Regions from separate parts of the Homo sapiens genome. Here region 1 is linked to region 2. Evidence: chromatin contacts called from ENCODE Hi-C or POLR2A ChIA-PET data. All regions are on one chromosome and are shown on one strand. Each heading gives the region's core, a stretch centred on a gene start or an enhancer-like site at or near the end of the contact. The rest is flanking DNA. Distances are from core to core; before and after follow the strand shown.

Evidence for each region. Hi-C counts contacts between places; a loop is a spot of excess contacts on that map. ChIA-PET counts read pairs that join two places held with the same protein, here RNA polymerase II (POLR2A).
Region 1: a loop to region 2 is called in a map with no recorded cell type, with 5 times the contacts of the local background. The contact joins the promoter of MAB21L1 here to the enhancer-like site in region 2. A Hi-C loop is called at or near these places in 1 of 37 single-sample maps with no recorded cell type. POLR2A ChIA-PET finds 5 or more read pairs at or near these places in 1 of 52 experiments (activated CD4-positive, alpha-beta T cell).

The regions. Positions count from the first base shown.
Region 1 is chr13:35,474,152-35,478,248 of GRCh38, reverse strand. It overlaps MAB21L1 (mab-21 like 1), which reads left to right and starts at 1,560. Exons shown (of 1, transcript NM_005584.5): 1 at 1,560-4,097. The coding sequence starts at 2,111. The coding sequence ends at 3,190. All of the region lies in intron 41 of NBEA (neurobeachin), which reads right to left. RefSeq lists an enhancer at 1,988-2,984.
Region 2 is chr13:34,154,305-34,158,413 of GRCh38, reverse strand. No RefSeq gene overlaps it. Among named protein-coding and RNA genes, the nearest start is that of LINC02343, 190 kb to the left of the region's middle. RefSeq lists a silencer at 1,094-1,153 and an enhancer at 662-1,861. Within about 2 kb of position 1,258, at least 13 of the 41 ENCODE cell types and tissues checked have a DNase peak (open chromatin) inside an H3K27ac peak, as active enhancers do.

The DNA.
Region 1 (4,097 bases), core at 311-2,810, 1.3 Mb before region 2:
TTTCAGCTAAATTGGAATCTATCACTGTTGGATAAGGAGAAATTAAATAATAGGTGGTTTTGTGATGCTGTGCCTGTGCAAAACAAAACACACAAACAAAAATCAAAAGCTTAAGTAGCAAGTGGGAGCCCTGAAGAATATCTTGTTAAAAGTGACTCTGAAAGTGTCTACAAACATGTTACCGGGAGTTATAGGATTTGACGGGAAATATTCTTAATTGGAAAGACGTGGCATCTAAATTAAAGGTAGACAATTAAAAAAATCCACCTAGTTTTAAAAACCACAACGTAACCACTAAGTAGTATTTCTTTAGTTTCCTGTACTTTGAGGACACAACTGGACCACCAACTAGAAAAAAAAATTCCTCCTCCTGTTTCCAGGTTCCAAAATTCAGAAATGAAATGATTTATTTCATTTTTGTTTTCAAAATGATGTTTAAATCCAAAAAACCCCCCAGATAACTGCAAGTTAATTTTCTTTGCAAATGTTAACCATTTTCCCTTAATTAAATCACACGAAATAGTATAAAATTAGAAGTCTACTGCCAGGTCACCACTTAAGGACACTTAAGACAGGAGATATATCCTTAATTATACATCTGTAAACAAGCCAGATACCCCAAACCTTCAATTTTTCGGGATAGTTATCTGTGAGGAAGCTTGATCTCTATGATCTCACCTGAATTTTATGTACTAAAATACAGGTCACTATGAAATAACGCTAAAGTACTCTGTCCATCCCACAGACAATTTATTTTTCAAATGTTTCTATAAGTGCATATATAGCGTTGTGTCCTGCTTGTAATGCTGGGCAAGTCCACCAAAGTGCAAAGACTGCATCTGCTGGGGCAGAGGGATGTACGAAATATTTTTTAAATATCCTAACTTAAACAGGGGTAGAACATCTCACACACTCAGCAATAATTTTCAGATTCAACAAATGGAGAAAAGAAAAAAACATAAGTAAAAAAAGAGCATACTACCTCCATAACGTTTCAAAAAATCATTTTAACATATAGGAACATCCAGAATGAGAAAATTACACAGGTACTCCTCCATCTAAAGCCAACTTCCATATGCCAGTAGTCTGCATGAAAGAACAAACTTTCAACCTGCATTTAAGAAGACCCCAAGGATTAACAGACGTTAATTATCTTACTCTAAATGCAAGTTAGTGATTTTGTTTTAGAAAACCCCGTCAAGATCACTAATTGATGGATGCCCATTAATACACCTGTATTTGCATTTCAGCGGTAAAAGACAAGCAGGTTTTCGGCACAGAAGAGAGCCGCTTTGCCAAGTCTTTTCAAAACGTCAATATGCTTCAAGTAATACCAAAGCTGAGAGATTCCTCTTGATTTCCAAACTGTCTAGGTGGCCTGAGTGGTTTTCCGCCGGCAGCAGCCTCCTACCTTTAGTTTGTGTGCCTATATCCATGAGTGGGGATTAATTAGCCGGGTTGGAGCTGAAGGAGGCTGTCGTGACGAGCCCAGTGGCGATTGGCCGCCCGCCTGCCTGGCCCTGCCTTTATAATTTCCACACGAGTGCATCTGGGCTCTTAGACAAACCAACAGCAGCTTCTTCTGACATATACACACGCACACTCACCCCGGACACACACTCAGCACACTTTTCCTCCATTTGATTAACAGTGCTGCACACACAATGATTACGGGAAAGCGCAAATAAATACGGAAAGGGGTGCTTATTTTGACTACTGGAAGAGCTTTGCTGGGTCTCAGCGCAACTTTTGTTTTTTATTCCTGAGAAGGTGATCTCTCCATGCGGTTCTCTCACACAAGGATTCTTTAAAAGAGGAAGAGAGACAAGCAGAGGGGGGAGGACAGTCTTTCACTTTAAGAACGGCTGGGCTCAAAGATAAAAGGAAGGGAAAAGCAGCAGCAGCAGCAGCAGCAGCAGCAGCAGCAGCAGCAGCAGCAGCAGCAGCAGCAGGGAAACCAACGCTGCAGCACTTCCGAAAGGCATTTTTGATCCATTTCTGAGTGTTGCGGCCCGTTTCTCCACCGAAGTTGGCTCCAGCTCTAGCAGCCGCATTGGATCCCACAGCTTACTGCGAGACTCCGGTGTACAATCCGGATCTCTGCCCCAACATGATTGCGGCCCAGGCCAAGCTGGTCTACCATCTGAATAAATACTACAACGAAAAATGCCAAGCCAGGAAAGCTGCCATTGCCAAAACTATCCGGGAAGTCTGCAAAGTAGTTTCCGACGTACTGAAGGAAGTGGAAGTGCAGGAGCCGCGGTTCATCAGCTCTCTCAACGAGATGGACAATCGCTACGAGGGCCTCGAGGTCATCTCCCCCACCGAATTTGAAGTGGTGCTTTATCTCAACCAAATGGGGGTGTTCAACTTCGTGGACGATGGCTCACTGCCCGGCTGCGCGGTGCTGAAGTTGAGCGACGGGCGCAAGAGGAGCATGTCCCTCTGGGTGGAATTCATTACCGCCTCCGGCTACCTCTCGGCGCGCAAAATCCGGTCCAGGTTTCAGACGCTGGTGGCTCAAGCGGTAGACAAATGTAGCTACCGGGATGTGGTAAAGATGGTGGCAGACACCAGCGAAGTGAAACTGAGAATCCGAGATAGGTACGTGGTGCAGATCACGCCGGCCTTTAAATGCACCGGGATCTGGCCGAGGAGTGCTGCCCACTGGCCACTTCCCCACATCCCCTGGCCGGGACCCAACCGGGTGGCGGAGGTCAAGGCGGAAGGTTTCAATCTCTTGTCCAAGGAGTGCCACTCCTTGGCCGGCAAGCAGAGCTCGGCGGAGAGCGACGCCTGGGTGCTGCAGTTCGCGGAGGCAGAGAACAGACTGCAGATGGGGGGCTGCAGAAAGAAGTGCCTCTCCATCCTCAAAACCTTAAGGGATCGTCACCTTGAACTGCCGGGCCAGCCCTTGAACAATTACCATATGAAGACTCTGGTTTCCTACGAGTGTGAAAAGCATCCCCGAGAGTCGGACTGGGACGAGTCTTGCCTGGGTGATCGGCTGAACGGGATTTTGCTGCAACTTATCTCCTGCCTGCAGTGCCGGCGGTGTCCCCACTACTTTCTACCGAACTTAGATCTGTTTCAAGGCAAACCTCACTCAGCTCTGGAAAACGCTGCCAAACAAACGTGGCGACTGGCAAGAGAGATCCTGACCAACCCGAAAAGTTTGGAAAAACTTTAGAGGATGATTTAATCAAGAGCCGAAATTATTACCCTTCTCAAAGTCCTTATTAAGTGTAAACTTCTGTTCAATTCCTAATATTCCACTCCGCAGTGCAAACAATCTCTTCCTTTAAAAAGGAATAATAATACAATATTTAAACATCATCTCACCCACCCCCACAAGGGGAGAAAAAGTAGGGGAAGCGGATGGAGAAAAACCCAAAGCCACTAGTATTAGAAGACTTCTTTCCACACGATTTCCTATCTCCCTTGAAAAGTACACCGTAACACTCCGTAAACAGCCCAGCTGTAACGCCAGACCGAGACGAACACTCTGCCTAACTATCAAAGGATTATAGCAATCCTGGTGATTTAGGTGCATCTGTCTGTGAGTAAACACGATTTGGATATGCCATCTGAAAGAAACTGTAATGTATATTTTGATTTGTAACAAATATTGTGATCTCACATTGTCTTTGAAAGTGTGGATGTTGGTGTTTTGTGATTTGGTGAACAGAACTTAAATTGCCATTCTGGATACTTCCAGACATTTTCCACTAACAAAGATATCATTTAAAGGTAGATTTCTTCCTGGTACTTTTATCTGTCTTTGAAAGTGTCTGAACTTTAAAAAGTTTACATTTTGTTTCAAATATTGCTTGTTCTATTTCTAACATTCCATAAATATACTTGAAATGTTATTTAAATATATTCAAAGAAATTTGAATTCAGCTTATATAATAACGCTTGAATATCTGAATTATATATTTGAAAAATGCACTTGAAATACACTGGATAATTACTTTTGTGATTTAGATTTTAATTTGTTGCTGGTTTTTATTTAATTAGATGGTAATAAATGAAGTAAAATAAAAGTTGTTGTGTCTCACTTTAAATTGTTTCCTATCACAAGATGTAATGATGCA
Region 2 (4,109 bases), core at 9-2,508:
AAAAAAATGTATTTTTTCTCAGGAAGATTTATTTTCAGATAAATTTACTTTAGACTTTCTTAAAAACTCTGAATCCATGAAAGGCTGATTTTTATGGTAGAATTATGTACTTCCTTTGCAAGGATGTGAGCTTATTGAACATAAGGTTAAAAGGAAAATAAGACCTCAGAATTTTCTTACCCTTTAAAAACACACAATGTTTTCATGCCCTTTTGATGAAAAGTGTTGGTGGCGTAAAAAAACTAAGGGTACAAAATACCTAATAGAAGCTCATGAAAATTTAAAATTCATTAGTTGGGAACTTACGATAGTTTTGACACTGGCTAGGTTGACGTTGTTGTTGTTGTTGTTGTTTTTCCATTGCCTGTGATAAGGTATTTTGAAGCTATTAAAAAATACAAATAGGTATTCAGGGGAAGTAGTTAACTCTTTAAGAGCAGAAACTTTTGGAGTATTTTGCCAGCATCTCTTTACTGACAAACAGTATTACCATTATTTTCAAACTCATTCAATGAACCAAGTTAGATGAGAGCTTCTACACCATTGTGTGGGACTAATTGAGATTCTGGGTGGCCTGAGAATGGAAAGGCTCCTGTAGGTGCCATCTGTGTCTCTCACTTTGGGTACATTAACTTCTCTCTCCACCCTCCATGAGTTGCAGAAAAGCTGCTCTCTGAGAAGCTCGCTGTCTCCACCGTCCTGGGACCTACTAGCTCTGAGAGGGGAGGAACTGGGCTTACTGATCTTTTATTGGCAATGTCCATCATACAGTGAGTACTAAACATGTGAGCCACTATTATGTAAGTATATGTCATAGATTTACTTGCATTTTATTTTGAAATATCAATTCCATTTTTCTCTTCTTCATTCCTGCATCCTTCCCCTATCCCCCAGTCATTCCAAATGTGCCCAGCATTTAGCACAGCTCTGTTGGCCAAAACATGGATCAATTGCTTATTTTGGACAAACAAAGAACTTCATTCCTTCCTAGCAGATGTGTGTCTGTAAATAACCTCAAGAATAACCTTAAGAAATATTTTTTCTCTCTCTCTCTAATGACATTTAAAGAAATGAGGCTTTCTAGATAACAGGCTCCACGGCCATGTGAGCACAGTGTCTACACAGGTGGCTACTGCCCAGCCCTCAGTGGTCTCCTTAGAAACCAGCCTCTCTGCACGGTGAGTCAGAGGCGGCAGGAGGAGCTGGGCAGTGAGTCATGTCAGGAAACGGCATGCTCCGTGTGCGAGCAGATGCCGGTTTATTTCACTGATTCATTTCCACCTACTTCCTCCTACCTCTGTCTGCACTCTCAAATGAACAGAAAGTTCATTCATCTCGCCTCTTGCCTGTGATGCTACATGCTCCCCCTATTTCTCGGAATGCTTACCATAGGCCCCACAATGCTGGATGCCGTACAGATCAAGCCACCCCTGTTCTCTGCGATGGGACACTCTAAGAAGGAGGTGTCACCCACATTGTCATCCCTGGTTTTCAAGTTAACTGCCATGACGGACTTCATGATGAATTTGTGGATTTTCTCACAAGCCCTCACACCTCTGTCCTTTGAGCATTTTGTCAACAGTGGACAACTGCTGTGATTCTTAACACATTTAAAAAAAAAAATGTGATCGCCTGTAGTCAAGTTTCCCTGCTTTGGAAGGGAAGGGGATCCATTTTTCAACTCAGAATTAGAGGATGAACCTGTTAACAGGGAGAGGCTGAGAAGAGAAAAAATGGGGAGTTAAATTCAGCTCTAAACGCTATGGAGAATCAATAAATATCGACAGGCAAGGGGGCAGAAGGAAGGAGAGAGGTTTTGCCAACCTCAACTGATATCTGTTAATAATACCAAACAGCAATCTGTCATCAGCCTGGCAACACTGGATTTTCCCCAAGGAAAATCCAGGGTCCCCTCCCAGCAGTTCTTGGAGAAAGAGCTTAGAGTTCTGAGTTCCTGGGAGAGGATGGACTGTAGGCGGGATCAGAGTACTGAGATCCTGACAATTAAACCTGCTTACATTTTCCCTGCGTGCAGACATGGTGTTTGGAAACAGCAACCTCCAGTCATCTTGCTTAGCTCTTTGGGGTTCTGGTCATACATACATCTTTCTAAACTTCAAAAGTCTATGCAAGCACACTGACCTGGCAGGTTATTTGAATTCTTGTTCTGGTTTACAAGTCTTTCTAAGACATTTACACCAGAGCTAGAAGAAAGAGACCGGATTTTGGAAATTGCTCACAGGTTCGAGAGAGGATTACCGGAGCACAAGAGCCGGGCGGAGGTTGTCTACTTTTTCTGCTAAATTGCACAGTAGATTCTTTCAGACCTTGAGGAAGAGATTAGAGAAAGATAAATCAGAGTGTTATAACCCTGTGCTGAGTCACAGCTCTGAGGTTCTTTTATATTGCTGGAGGCAGCTTTCAAAATCCGCTGTTTGCGTGTGGCTAGAATAAGGATTTGTCCCTCAGTCTCAGGACGTATCCTGGTCGTGTCTAGTCCTTCAACCTATAATTCCAAATCAGATGAAATTTCTCTCCAGATATTGTGAAAAATACTCTCTATATCGCAAGGTTTTTTTTTTTTTTTTCCTAATGTGTAAACATTTCTCTACCTGGCATATCAGCAAGGCAAAGACCCAAATATTAATTGTCCTTCTCCTGATTGTGTGTGAGTCACAGGACTAAGCTCTGTGGGGTAAGAAACAAATTTTTGAAGACACAGTCTCTTGCTTCCAGGTAGTTGGTCCCAAGCTAATAATAATAGGTACCATCTATTGCAGTCTGCTGTGAGCCAGCCATTTCACATTCATTATCTTATTTAATCTTTCAAATAAATAAATCATGTGTTGTGATTTATGCTATCTTAATGGGTTAAAAAATCATAGTCAATTCTTCTGGTTCTGTTGAAATGTATTCATGCAGGTAAACATCTTTAATCCCATATTAAAAAATTAAGTTATTAAAATAAACGCAAATTAAAATGTAAGAATGTGAGTAGCTTGCAATGTAACAGGGCCAGTTTCTTCTTCATTTTACAGCTATAGAAACTGAAGTTCAGAAAACTTAAGTAAAAATGGCAAAATCCCAATTAGAACTAAGCCTTTGAGTCCAAATTTGAGTGTTTTCCTTTATACCACATTGCTTCCCTGTTCTAGTTTTAGAAACAACATAAATTCTTGAGAAGTTAAATAAAAATACAAAATTTAATGTTATGTCAAGTTAATTCAGGACATGCTACAAGACAGCAGAAAATAAATTTCCAAATGTGCAAGTAAGAGGATGCAGCCCCTACTGAGAGGGAGCCTAGCAAATTTGAACTAGGCCTTGAAAGTAAAATTTGGATACCTTGAATGCAGGGGTGGAGGTCAGTATTTTTCAAGTTTCCCTTTCTTTTTTTTCCTTTTTTTTAAAGAAATACTATTTGATATCTTTTATGCATTGCAAAGTATCTATGGATGGAATGAGATGTCTGGGATTTGCTTATATTACTCAAGAAAAAATAAGTAAATCAATACATTGGGGGGATAGATTAAGCGATGTTGGCAAAATGCTATTAGAGGTTTATGATAACTTCAACAGTGCAAATTATTCGATAAATGAGAGTTCATTGCTCTATCTTCTCTTCTTTTGTGAATGCTTGTAAAGTTCTACACTCACAACTTCACAAAGAAAGTGTAATTGCTGCAGAAGTCTTTGTGCAACTGAGGAAGCCCATCTCTAAGAACAATGATAAGAAACCCACCCTGAACTTTTTCAACAGGTAAGCTCATTTAAAGGTGATAACCAACAGCAACAGGAAAACAGGAATGTCCTCAAGAAATAGTCTAAATTTTAATGACAACATTGTGATTTAAATGAAGATAAACCTAAAAAGGCAGAGAGATTTCAGATATCAAAAGATTGATTCCATGACTCAAAAGCATAATGTGTAATCTGGAGTCAGAGGCAGGTGATATTGACTGAAGCATACGTCTCAATTATTTCTTGAGTTAGCTGGTTCTCCTCCTCTGCTGCTGTACTCTTTCTGTGCCAAATGAGTAGCTTTTCTTATTTCATCACCGCATTTTGACTCTAATCTGAGAACATAATCCTTATTTCAGTTCTAATAA